4 separate regions of the Homo sapiens genome follow, and regions 2, 3 and 4 are each linked to region 1. The links are chromatin contacts, found by Hi-C or POLR2A ChIA-PET in ENCODE. All regions are on one chromosome and are shown on one strand. Each heading gives the region's core, a stretch centred on a gene start or an enhancer-like site at or near the end of the contact. The rest is flanking DNA. Distances are from core to core; before and after follow the strand shown. Region 1 holds the start of CDC42 (cell division cycle 42). Region 2 holds the start of LUZP1 (leucine zipper protein 1). Region 3 has its middle 16 kb from the start of ELOA. Region 4 holds the start of TCEA3 (transcription elongation factor A3).

The links. Hi-C counts contacts between places; a loop is a spot of excess contacts on that map. ChIA-PET counts read pairs that join two places held with the same protein, here RNA polymerase II (POLR2A). Pooled maps may share reads with other maps.
Region 2: a loop to region 1 is called in a map of mesothelial cell of epicardium, with 33 times the contacts of the local background. The contact joins the promoter of LUZP1 here to the promoter of CDC42 in region 1. A Hi-C loop is called at or near these places in 1 of 168 maps with a recorded cell type or tissue (mesothelial cell of epicardium) and 5 of 50 pooled maps. POLR2A ChIA-PET finds 5 or more read pairs at or near these places in 1 of 52 experiments (activated B cell).
Region 3: a loop to region 1 is called in a pooled map, with 3 times the contacts of the local background. The contact joins the enhancer-like site here to the promoter of CDC42 in region 1. A Hi-C loop is called at or near these places in 1 of 168 maps with a recorded cell type or tissue (GM12878) and 2 of 50 pooled maps. POLR2A ChIA-PET finds 5 or more read pairs at or near these places in 1 of 52 experiments (PC-9).
Region 4: a map of gastrocnemius medialis shows a loop between it and region 1 (20-fold over the local background). The contact joins the promoter of TCEA3 here to the promoter of CDC42 in region 1. A Hi-C loop is called at or near these places in 1 of 168 maps with a recorded cell type or tissue (gastrocnemius medialis). POLR2A ChIA-PET finds 5 or more read pairs at or near these places in 1 of 52 experiments (GM10248).

What each region holds. Positions count from the first base shown.
Region 1 is chr1:22,050,985-22,054,160 of GRCh38, forward strand. It overlaps CDC42 (cell division cycle 42), which reads left to right and starts at 1,725. Exons shown (of 6, transcript NM_001791.4): 1 at 1,725-1,758. RefSeq lists silencers at 1,814-1,963, 2,024-2,243, 2,254-2,433 and enhancers at 2,146-2,713, 2,714-3,176.
Region 2 is chr1:23,167,514-23,170,422 of GRCh38, forward strand. It overlaps LUZP1 (leucine zipper protein 1), which reads right to left and starts at 1,343. Exons shown (of 4, transcript NM_001395462.2): 1 at 1,253-1,343. RefSeq lists enhancers at 49-580, 581-1,112, 2,188-2,237 and silencers at 352-491, 1,483-1,542.
Region 3 is chr1:23,725,845-23,728,776 of GRCh38, forward strand. No RefSeq gene overlaps it. Among named protein-coding and RNA genes, the nearest start is that of ELOA, 16 kb to the right of the region's middle. RefSeq lists an enhancer at 2,507-2,656. Within about 2 kb of position 1,632, at least 20 of the 41 ENCODE cell types and tissues checked have a DNase peak (open chromatin) inside an H3K27ac peak, as active enhancers do; they include GM12878, where a contact is called at or near this core.
Region 4 is chr1:23,423,289-23,426,363 of GRCh38, forward strand. It overlaps TCEA3 (transcription elongation factor A3), which reads right to left and starts at 1,460. Exons shown (of 11, transcript NM_003196.3): 1 at 1,277-1,460. The coding sequence starts at 1,345. It overlaps LOC124903875 (a long non-coding RNA gene), which reads left to right and starts at 1,578. Exons shown (of 3, transcript XR_007065535.1): 1 at 1,578-1,873; 2 at 2,890-2,972.

The sequences.
Region 1 (3,176 bases), core at 475-2,974:
TGTTGGCCAAATAGCTGTGGCAGTAGACAATAAATGAGCTGTTATTAAGATAAGCAATTTTTTTTTATTTTTTTTGAGACAGAGTCTCGCTCTGTTGCCCAGGCTGGAGTGCAGTGGCGCGATCTTGGCTCACTGCAAGCTCCGCCTCCCGGGTTCACGCCATTCTCCTGCCTCAGCCTCTCGAGTAGCTATGACTACAGGAGCTCGCCACCACGCCCGGCTAATTTTTTTGTATTTTTAGTAGAGGCGGGGTTTCACCGTGTTAGCCAGGATGGTCTCGATCTCCTGACCTCGTGATCCGCCCGCCTTGGCCTCCCAAAGTGCTGCGATTACAGGCATGAGCCACCGTGCCCGGCCTAGGATAAGCAATTTAAGCGATTTTTCTCTAACATGGGGAAACATCTAAGAATAAGAGAGGGAAGTTCTCTATTTTCCTGAAGCTTTCATACTAGCAGAGAAGACAAATAATAGATACTGCGAAGATAGGATGATTGAAGAATGCAGTGATATAAATTTGGGGGAAGAGGAGGGAGGCAGAGCAAAGAAATTCAAGGCCTTGGCCAGACGTAATGTCTCACACCTTGTAATCCCAGCAGTTTGGGAGGCTGAGGCAGGCTGATAGCTTGTGTCCAGGAGTTCGAGACCAGCCTGGGCAATCCAGCAAAACCCTGTGTCTACAAAAAAATACAAAAATTAGCCAGGCATGGTGGCATGCGCCTGTGGTCCCAGCTACTTGGGAGGCTGAGGTGGGAGAATCGCCGGGACGTCGAGATTGCAGTGAGCTGAGATCGTGCCACTGCACTCCTGCCTGGGTGACAGAGCAAGAACGTCTCAAAGAAAAAACAACAACAACAACAACAACAACAACAACAAAAACACAAGGCCTGTGGTTGGGGGAAGGTTGTAACTCTAAAAAAGACCCATGTGGCTACAGCGAGGGACACTGGGTGTAGGTAGAGATAAGAAGAGTGATACTCAGTTCTCACATCACGGCGGACTGAATACAGGCCCGGGGAGTGAGAGACCATCCACCCCTGTGATCTGGGGCAAGTCACCAGCCCTTTCAGAGAAGCTTCCGTCTTCTCTGCAAAATGGGACAATACCTTGCTTCACAAGCTTGCAAGGATCAAAAGAACTGGTAGTGGGCCGGGCGCGGTGGTTCACGCCCGTAATCCCAGCACTTTGGGAGGTCGAGGCAGGTGGATCACTTACTTGAGGTCACGGGTTCGAGACCAGCCTGGGCAAAATGGTGAAACCCCGTGTCTGCTAAAAATACAAACATTAGCCTGGCGTGGTGGCAGGTGCCAGTGATCCCAGCTACTCGGGAGGCAGAGGCAGGAGGATCGCTTGAACCCAAGGGGTGGAGGTTGCAGTGAGCTGAGATCGCGCGCTGCACTCCAGTCTGGGCAACAGATCAAGACTGTCTCAGAAAAAACAAACAAAAAAGAACTGGTAGAGGAAGCGCTTTGCATACTATCGTTCACAGTATTATTACAAATACAACCATTAGGAAAACATGCAGAGCATAGCCCCGAACTCACGAGCTGCGCCGGCCCGCGCGTGCGCGACAGGCGGGCGGAGCCAGGGCAGTCCAGGCACCGCCTTGACCCGCCCCAGCCTCTTCCCCTTCCCTGTTCCTCCCACTTCCGCGGGCACCCAACTGTGCGTCTCCTGCGCGCTGACGTCAGGTGCGTGCCCCTGTCCGGCAGCCGAGGAGACCCCGCGCAGTGCTGCCAACGCCCCGGTGGAGAAGCTGAGGTGAGTGCGGGGCCCGAGGTTCCCCGCGGGAGCTGCCACCCTACCTTCCCATCCCCGCCGTCTCCGTCCTCTCCCAGTCCTCGGGGACACCCCGTCTGCGGGATCGTGGGGGGCCCGGGAGCACGGGTTGTGGGGGAGTGCCCGGCTCGCGCTGCGTCCTCCGGGCGGGCGCGGGTCCGCGTTCTGTGGGGGAGCCGGGGCGGGGGTCGCGGCCGGGGAGGCAGGGGGCGCCCGTCTGAGGAGGGGCGCGCGGCCGGGGCTCGGGGCGCGAGCGGGACCGGGCTGTCACCGGCAGCGGCGGAAGGAAGGGGGTCACACCCATCCTGGGCGCCCGGGCTCCCCTCCCCCCAGCCCGGCCCGGCGGGCTCCTAAGGGCGGCCGGGGGCCTCAGAGCGACTCGCGGGCGCTTGGGCCGGGCCGGGCGCCGGTCTTCCGTGCTGGCAGGCTGCGTTCCGTGCCCTGCGCTCCGGCCTGGACTTCCTGCTTCGCCGGGCGCCGCCGCGGACATTTTGCGGCGGGGGTGGGGGGGCGGGGGAGGGGAGTGGCGTTGCGGCCGCGGCGGGGCGGTGGCAGGAGGGCAGCTCGCTGGCTGCTCGCGGCGGTGCCTGTCCGAGCTCCCCTCCGCGCCGGCCGCGTCCTCTGGGCGGGGTGGCCCCGAGCCACGGCCTCCAGGCTGCTCTTCCTTTCGGAGGTCGAGTTCCTAGCATTTCCATCCGCTCCTCCAGCCCGCTCCCTGCCGGTTTAGCTGAAGCTTCCCTTTCGGGGAGTTACCTAACTACCTCCCGAAGCCGTCGTTCTGCTGCTTGGTTAATTCCTCTTATCGGGGGGGAATTTTCTTTGTTCGTTTGTTTTTCCTCCCCTTTAAGTCCAAGATAAATGTAGTGTGGAAGATTACGTCATCGCGGTATAAGGAGTGAGACTTAACTCCTACAAGTCAGGGACTTAAATTCAAACAGCATTTTGCAGCCTTAGTCGGTCACCCAGTGGCTTATCCTGCCTGCTTCCCAACACGTCGTATTCACAGATGATGTTTTGAAAGCTTGTTACTTGTGTTCATGACCGCCTTCAGTGCACCTAAAAGCTAGGAAGGTTTAAAATCCCAGGATTAGTTTGTGTCAGGGAATAAAGTGTAAGACAACACCGTCCACGGCCCCTTGCGTGGCATTAACTTTAAATAGAGGTCCCTTTGACTATACTAGAATGAGGTGGGTTTATTTGTGGGAACACTTTTCGGTCCAAAATGACTTTCCCAGACTGTTTATTCTCCTTTATGACTTACTGCATGCTGGGAATCTCCCTAGGTTGATTCAAGTGCACTTTTTGTGGTGAAGTTGTGTTGAAAAGAGGATCAGTTTATGCCTGATCTATGCTAGACATTTTAGTTTTGTTATTAAAAACGAGACTTCGATCTTTAAGCA
Region 2 (2,909 bases), core at 93-2,592, 1.1 Mb after region 1:
AAATCACACTACAGGGGTTTTGGGGGTGCCTACTCTCTTCCCCTCTCCCACCCGCAAGGGTGAGCACTGGCCTCGGCATTCCCGAAACAAGCCACAACAAGCTCTGCAGTGTTAGGAAAGGGGTTGACGCGATGAAGAAACAGATGCTCCAAAGCAAGATGGTCTTTCTCGGCTCACAGAGGCTCCTCCAAGGTTATGCACAGAAACCGCAGCCACCTCCAAGAGCTCTAAACCGGGCTCCGAAGCCCCAGCGCGGCCGCTGCGGGTCGCCAGGTTCCCTGCAGGCAGGCTCCGCAGCCAGAGGCCACCAGCCCCAGAAACCGCACTTCATTCCTGCGCTCCGGGAAGCCATGGCTCCTTCCCTGCCCGGGCGGCTGGGCGGGGGCCGGGGGTGCGCCGGGAGGCGGGCCCCGCGCTGCGGAAAGTTCACCGCGGCGGGCGGGGGGAGGCCCCGGCCCCGCTCGCCGGCGTCCCCCTGCAGATTCCACCATTAATTAGTCCTAAGGACTGTCTACTGGCAACTTAAACAAAGCGAATGCCTCGAATTCCTTCCCGGCCCAGCGGTCTGGCTGCGAGACCAGCAGAGCGCCCGGGACGCGGGCCGGCGCGGCCGACAGCTGCGGCGGCCGCGGGACCCCTCCCCGCCCGGCCCGCGGCCCGCGCCCCGCGCCCGCAGCTGGCCCCGCACGCCGGCCCGACGCGCTCCCAAACCGCCCTCCTCCTCCTGCTGCTGCAGCTCCCGGGCCCTTCCTGTCTGATCACTTCCTTCCTCCGGTGCCCGCCGGGCCCCGCGCAGCCCCCTCCACGGCCGCCTCGTCGCCCCCCGCCCCTGTCGGCCCGCGCCCCCTCCCCCAACCCCAAACTCTACCCCCGAAACTCTTCGCCGCCCCCTCGAAAATGTCTCCTCCGCGTCTCTGCCCCAAACATTTCTCCTCAGAGTCTCGCTCCCACCAAGAAGTCTCCTCAGAACCTTCCCTCCCCCTCCCGAGGAAAAATCTCCTCAGAGTCTCTTCCTCCAACTCCACAAACATGTGCTGGGTCTCGCCCCAAAAGGTCTCCTCCTGAGCCCTTCCTCCAAAATCCATTCCAACTCTCCCCCAACTCCACACCCCATCTCTCCTCGGCTGCGCCCGCGGTTTCTTCTGCCCCGTGGCCGCGGGTGCCCCGACCTCACCCGGGACCGGCCTCCCAACCCCGCCGCCCTCCCCTCCCCGCGCCGCGCTCCCGCCGCCGCCGCCTCACGGACCCTCACCTCTGCGGCCCCGAACCGCGCTCCCGCCAGCGAAGGGTTCCGCCGCTCAGCTGCCAGCGACCGGCGCCTCCTCTGGCTCCGCGGGACTGACAATGAGGGGCGGGGCCAAATTGTGACGTCAGCGTTCTGGAAGGCGGGGTCTTTGTGATGGGCGGGGTTGTCTGTAGGCCCCGCCCCCTCCGTCCTTTTTTTCCCTTCCCAGGACTTAGACTCCACCAAGTTTTTATTGCCTCCGTAGCTGGGTCCTGTGCTAGGCGCCCTGGGAAATCGAAATGGAAGACAAGACTTCTCGATTTCAGGAGGGACACTTTCGGCCCGCGTGGTGGCTCAAGTCTGTAATCCCAGAACTTTGGGAGGCTGAGGCGGACGGATCGCTTAAACTCAGAAGTTCGAGACCAGCCTGGGCAACATGGCGAAACCCCATCTCTATAAAAAATACAAAAATTAGCCGGGAGTGGTGGCGCCCGCCGGTAAGCTAAAGTAGGAGGATCGCTTGAGCCGAGGGAGGTCGAGGCTGCAGTGAGCCGTGATCGTGCCACTGCACTCCGGCGTGGGTGACAGAGTGAGACCCTGTCTCAAAAGAAAAAGAAAAAAGCGGGACACTCTCAGTAGGGTTGTGAGGATTAAATGAGATAATCAATGGAAAGGTGCTTAGCCTAGAACCTGATATGGAATAATCACTCAACAAATCCTATTTCTATTACTCTGCAAATGCAGAGAAGGAACTCAGCTCAGACTCGGGAGGCATGGGTTCCCGTCCCCCACTGTGCTATTAATTCTTTGTGTGATGCTAGACAAGTACTTTCCCATCTATGTTCCCGATTTTCATCTTCTTTAAAATGGGAAGGGGGAATAACCAGATGATCTCAAAATCCCCTCCCATACTTCTATGACATACTTCCTTTAAGTCTACTATCTAAAAGGCACCTAGTGCCCTGAGAAGCCAGGAGGAAGGCTTCAAAGACAGCCCAAGACCCACACCCAGCATAGTACAGGACACAGCCAGAGACTGCTCTCGCTGCGGATGCCCTCCCACACGCTGGCACGCAGCAGCATTCACAAGCCAGGACACAGATGGGCTGAGGGCTGCTTCCTCTCTGACTACAGCAGCATGGTTGGTCTCTTGAGACATCTCTTGTGTAAGCTCTTTATTGCCTATGGAATAAAGGCCAAAGCCCTGGCCTGGTATGATCACTTCCTACCTTTACACACACACACACACACACACACACACAAAGTTTATCCAAACTTCTCTTAGCACACCCACTGCTTTCCCACATTTGACCCTTTGCTGAAGCTCTTCCCCTGCTGTCTCACCTCCCAGCTTCTCCCAGCCAGAAAGCAATCCTCCCTGTTCTGAATAACCAATAACATTGTGTTTAACCCTCACGTGGGCATGAACACTACAACTTATAAAGAACTGACCTCCCATTTGTTTCTTAGCACTTCCTGGAGGTCAGAACCCACACATGTTTGTGGAGCTCAAGCTCTGATGCCAGAAAACCCTGGGATCATATGTTCTGGGGTCATAATAGCCATCTCTGAGCCTGTCTTCTCATCTATAAAATGGGGATAATAATATAGTCTTGTGGTGTTTGTTTTAAAATTACCTAAGATACTGTATGGAAAACATCAGGCACAGTGTTCCACAAACAAT
Region 3 (2,932 bases), core at 382-2,881, 1.7 Mb after region 1:
AGATGGAATCTTGCTCTGTCGCCTAGGCTGGAATGGCACGATCTCGGCTCACTGCAGCCTCCATCTCCCAGGTTCAAGCAATTCTCCCGCCTCAGCCTCCCAAGTAGCTGGGATTACAGGCACCTGCCATCACGCCTGGCTAATTTTTGTATTTTTAGTAGAGATGGGGTTTCCCCATGTTGGCCTGGCTGGTCTTGAACTCCTGATCTCAGGTGATCCGCCTGCCTTCACCTCCCAAAGTGCTGGGATTAGAGGCGTGAGCCACCGCACCTGGCCTAAAATTTTTTTTTTTGTAGAGACTGGGTCTCGCTCGCTTTGTTACCTGGGTTGGTCTTAAATTCCTGGGCTCAAGTGCTCCTCCCGTCTTGGCCTCCCAAAGTGTTGGGATAATAGGAATGATCCACCTTACCCTGCCTTAAATATTTATAAGTTAAATAAATTACAGTAAGTCTACAAAATGGAATAGCATGCTGATATGGAAGGTGCTCCACAGTGTATTATTAAGAGAAGGATAAGCGGGCCGGGCGCGCTGGCTCACACCTGTAATCCCAGCACTTTGGGAGGCCGAGGTGGGTGGATCACCTGAGGTCGGGAGTTCAAGACCAGCCTGACCAATATGGAGAAACCCCGTCTCTACTAAAAATAAAAAAATTAGCTGGGCGTGGTGGCGCATGCCTGTAATCCCAGCTACTCGGGATGCTGAAGCAGGAGAATTGCTTGAACCCAGGAGGCAGAGGTTGCGGTGATCGGAGATTGCACCGTTGCACTCCAGCCTGGGCAACAAGAGTGAAACTCCGTCTGAAAAAAAAAAAAAAAAAAGAGAAGGGTAAGCATGTTGCAGGATGGTATGTGGCATCCCATTGGGGTATTAAAAGCCACCATAGACAGTGCTTCTGTCTTGAAAAAAAGGCACTGAACTGGTAACAGTGGTGAACATGAAGAGGGAATTGGTGGGGTTGGTGAAGTGGGGACTCACTCTGCAGAAGCTACTAGAGGCAGGCAGCCACCTGCCTTGCGAGATTCAAGCTGTGTTGTAAGACTGCTGGATTCAAATCTCAGTTCTGCCTCCAATTAGCTGTGTGGCCTTTGACTAGTCATGAACCTTCTGTGCCATAGTTTCCTCACAAGTAAAATGGGCTTAGTAATTGTTTCTATCCCACAGGGTTGAAGTGAGAATCAAATTATTTAGCTCACGTGATACATTTAAGTGCTTAGCATATTAATATGCTTAATTAATATTAGCTAAGTCAGAAATTCTTGAGTTTCCATTCCTGTTTTGCCACCCATTGGGCAAATTTCTTAACTTCTTTATGCCTCAGTTTCCAATTGTGAATGAACAATGTTGATGATAGCATCAACCCTGTAGGGTTTTAAGGATTTGGGATAATAGGATGTCAGTATCTCACTGAAGAAACTGTCCCTGGCCGTAGTTCCTGGCTCCATTGCAGAGTTGGTAATACCAGTCTCTGAATTTTCTTCCTGAGAGTGGATCCCATTAAATCTCTAGCCAAGGAGGAGCGTACTTCTGTGCTTCTAGGGCTAGACAGAACGGAAGATGGTGCAGCAGCCCCAGCGTGGGAGGCCGGGGCTGTAGTGGGGATGTGGTGAAAGACGTAGGGCTCTCTCTGTTGCTCTCAGCTGCAGCCACGTGTTGCCCCATGGAGACTGGGCCAGGAGCTGCTGGATCTTACTGTTTCTCAAGAGAAGTTGTGAAATCTCCTCATTTTAAACTCTTGGCAATTATTTCATTTTTGTAAACATTGGGAGAGCAAACAAAACATGTCGGTAGGCTGTATTTAGCCCACAAGCTGCCAGTTTGCTATCTATGTTCTAGGCTTTCTGTGCTTGACTTAGCAAAATATTTACTAAGCGCCTGCTGTACCTGTAGCTCCTCAGTACCTGGTCATGTTTACTGTTCTGCCACCTCAGGCGTGCTGGCTCAGTCATCCTATCAGGTACTAAATCAGTTTAGTGGGCTTGAAATGGTGTTTCAATTCAAATTAAAATGCAATTTGCATTTCCCTGATTACTGCTGAGATTGAACATTTAAAAAAAATACATCTATAGAACTTTCTTCTCCCTCAGTAGAATTTTTGTTTTAAGTCTTCAGATCATCCTTTAGGTATGGAGAGATTTAGGGCTTCCCTAGTGAAATATTTCTTTTGAATAACATCACATCCACTAGCCTGGACTCTTGTTTAGGTTTGGGGCTGTCTGCACATCTCAGGAGGCCAAGCATCAAGCCCAGTACCGCCACAGAGGGGGGGTTCAATAAATATTTGAATGAATCTTTATTCCTATTTCAAGAGCGTATTTCTTCTTTATTCTCTAGTTCTTGGCACAAGTATTATTGATTTAGTTATCAGCGTATTCAACAATCACAACTCCCCACTTTGGTGAGGAAACACACTTTCTAGAGGTTTGCCTGTGTCCTGCCCCATTCAAACCAGGAAGTGAAAGGGGAATCTGCTGGCCTTAAGGGAACAATGATTCTTTTTTCTTTTCTTTCTTTCTTTCTTTCTTTTTTTTTTTTTTGAGATGGAGTCTTGCTCTGTTGCCTAGGCTAGAGTGCAGTGGGGCAATCTCAGCTCACTGCAATCTCCGCCTCCCAGGTTCAAGTAATTATCCTGCCTCAGCTTCCCGAGTAGCTGGAATTAGAGGTGCCTGTTACCACGCCCAGCTAATTTTTGTATTTTTAGTAGAGACGGGGTTTCACCATGTTGGCCAGGCTGGCCTCGAACTTCTGACCTCAGGTGATCCACCCACCTCAGCCTCCCAAAGTGCTGGGATGACAGGCGTGAGTCACCGCGCCCGGCCTACAGTGACTTCTCTAGAGAGTAGTTCCTTGAGGGCTGCAGAAGGTCATGCTAGTTTGAACATAGTGGTTCCATGTGGCTGGTTTTACATCTGTGCTCAGATGATTTGTTTTTTT
Region 4 (3,075 bases), core at 210-2,709, 1.4 Mb after region 1:
TAAGGGCTTTACATCTCTGTCTCATCTCTCCAATCCTCACCGCTGCCAGCAGAGACAAGAATCCAGTGACATCCCTTCTCCAGAGGCAGATAATCTCATCTCTTTCTTACAGATGAAGAAACTGAGGCTCTGGCCTTTATATGGACACCAACTCATGACTGCCCAGTGTCCACTCTAGGGCTCCCTGCCACTTCATGGTTCCAGTGACCCTTCCCTGGGCCTTGGCTACTCTTCCTGGCTCTAAAACTTCCCTTAGTGTCTCTTCCTTTCCCAGGCTCCTAAGTGTCCTGGAAATGCAGGTGGCTGCAGCACATGGCTACGGATGGTGGGAGGAAGAGGACCCTGGAACAGGAACGGGAGGTGGGAAGGGCATGCTCACCAGGCTCCCTTTTTTTCCCTCCCAGGGTGAGCGCAGGCCCTCCAGGACCCAAGGCCAAATTTGCTCTGGCCAGGCGACCAGTCGGCCGCCAGCCCCAGGCAAAGATCACGGGGAAGATCAAACATTAACTTCCAGCTGGGTCTGCGCTCTGGCCAGGACCCTCCGGTAGGGCTGTCAGCCCTGCTCCCAACCTCCCGCCGAGCCCGCTCCTCCCTCCGCCCTCGCCCTCGCTGCACAGGCCTCCAGCCCGGCCCCCTTCCCCCGCCCCGCGGGCCCCCGCACCTGTTCGGCCCCCGCCCGTCCGGGCCGCACCCCAAGGCCAAGGAAAGGGAAAATTGCCAAAAGAACCGCTCCTGACGCACCAAGCGGTGGGGTCGCAGGATCCACGGCCTTTTACTTCTCTCCCGCAGACCCACTCCGGGGTGCAGGGATGCAGCTCAGTACCCCCGTCAGCCCAAGTTTCTCTGCCACTTCTCGGGCCACCCGGATTTGCCCCCCGCCCCGCCCCCGCCATCGCCGCCGCTCCCCGGGCTTTGCACACGCCAAGCCCTGGGACTCCCAAAGTCCTTTCCCACGTCCAGCTCTCTTCGCCCGCTTTCCTGGGCCCTGCACTAGCTGCCCAGGGTGAACCCTACACGTCCAAAGGGACGTGCACAAGTCGCGCCTCCGGGACCCGCACGATCCCCCTGGCGTCCTGGGCCACGCACACGCCCACCTCGAGGTGCTCAGCAAGGGTCCCCAAGGGGCCTTGGGCCCTGCACCAGCCGCTCCTCCCTCGGGTCCCCGAGTCCCGTACGCGCCCCCATGGCGCCCCGCCAGTACGTCCCCACCCCGGAATCCGGGGCTTGCCCGCGCCTCCCGGGGGCGGGGGCCGTGGCCCAAACTCTGCAGCCTCACCGTGTTCTTCCTGGCCACCATCTTCTCCAGCTTTTTGGCGATCCTCAGCAGCTCCTCTTCCTGGCCCATGTTGGCCCGCGACGCCCGGCGGGGCGAGGGGCACAGGGGCAGCAGTAGGGCCTCGGGGGCAGGAGGCGCGAAGGCGGAGGGCGCGCAACCCGCGCGGGCCCCAAACACACACGACACACACGCCCGGCGGGGGCGGGGCTCTCCCCACCCCCACCCCCCCACCGCCCGCCTCCCAACTGTGCGGGGGAGGGGTGGCGGGCACTAAATATAGACTTCAAGGACTTGCCCGGGCACTGATTGCCCGCGCCGGCCGATCGGGCCTCAGGGGAGGGACGAGGCTGAGAGAGGGGACCCTCCAACTCCGGCCCTTCCAGGGGCGCCGGGGGACCGAAGAGAGATTTGGGAAGGAGGGCTCTCTGGCGAGCTGGGAGGCTGTGACCTGGCCACAGGCGGCGGTCGCGGCGCGGAGGGCGCCCGAGGGTGTCCCAGGGGCCCTGGGAAGCGTTCTGGGCTCCCGCGTCTCTGCACCGTTGCATCTCAAAGCGGGAGGACACAGTTCCGCGCCTATGCCCAAGTGGAGGCAACTCGGTGCGCTCGAATCCCGTGTGTGTGTGTGTGTGTGTGTGTGTGTGTGTGTGTGTGTGTGTGTGTAGATCACTAAATCCAGCTCTGCTTTAACCTGCACTCACTCCATCGTGCACACGGCCTGTGCATGCCACGTGTATCCAGGCTCCTGTTTGCCTCTGTCTACCTAAAACTTCCTTTGCTGGCTGTTTTGTTAGTAAGGCTTTGCATTTTTAACAAGCTCCTATGTGCTGGGGGTGCTGCTGGTCCCAGAACTACACTCTCGAGTAGTGAGAGCTTATCGGGGAGATTCTTTTTATTTTTTTGAGACAGGGTCTCCCTCTGTGGCTGAGGCCAGAGTGGAGTGGAGCAATCAGGCTCACTGCCTCGACTTCCCCAGCTCAAGTGATCCTTTCTGCCTCAGCCTCCTGAGTAGCTAGGACTACAGGCGTGAGCCATCCATCATGCCCAGCTAATTTTTTAATTTTTTGTAAAGACTAGGTCTTACTACGTTGCCCAGGCTGGTCTGGAACTCCTGGTCTCAAGCGATCCGCCTGCCTTGGCCTCCCAAAGTGCTGTAATTACAGATGAGATTCTTTTTTTTTTTTTTTGAGACGCAGTCTCGCACTGTCGCCCAGGCTGGAGTGCAGTGCCACGATCTCGGCTCACTGCAAGCTCTGCCTCCCGGGTTCACACCATTCTCCTGCCTCAGCCTCCTGAGTAGCTGGGACTACAGGCGCCCGCCACCACGCCCGGCCAATTTTTTTGTATTTTTAGTAGAGATGGGGTTTCACCATGTTATCCGGAATAGTCTCGATCTCCTGACCCCGTGATCTGCCTGCCTCGGCCTCCCAAAGTGCTGGGATTACAGGCGTGAGCCACCGCACCCCGCCGAGATTCATTCTTAAGTGCACCAAATTTTGAGAAATATTGATCCAGGTGCAAGGCTGCCAGGTCAGGCCAGTATCCCCTCAGTGGGGTTGGGTTTGGAAGTCATCTTAGTGGAGGGGTGGAAACACAATTGTGCCTATCTTCCCCAGCCATGCAGGGATCTGCCTTCCTGTGGAATGATCTCCAATGATCTTCAAGTATCTCCTGCAGACCCAGTTCTCTTGCTAAATAAGTGAGTTTAATGGACAGAAAATGATCTTCCTGTGATGGGGGTGGGGCTCAGGAACCTGGAGGGAAGGCATGAAAAGTGGTCCACAGTGTGTGGGAGCTGGGGT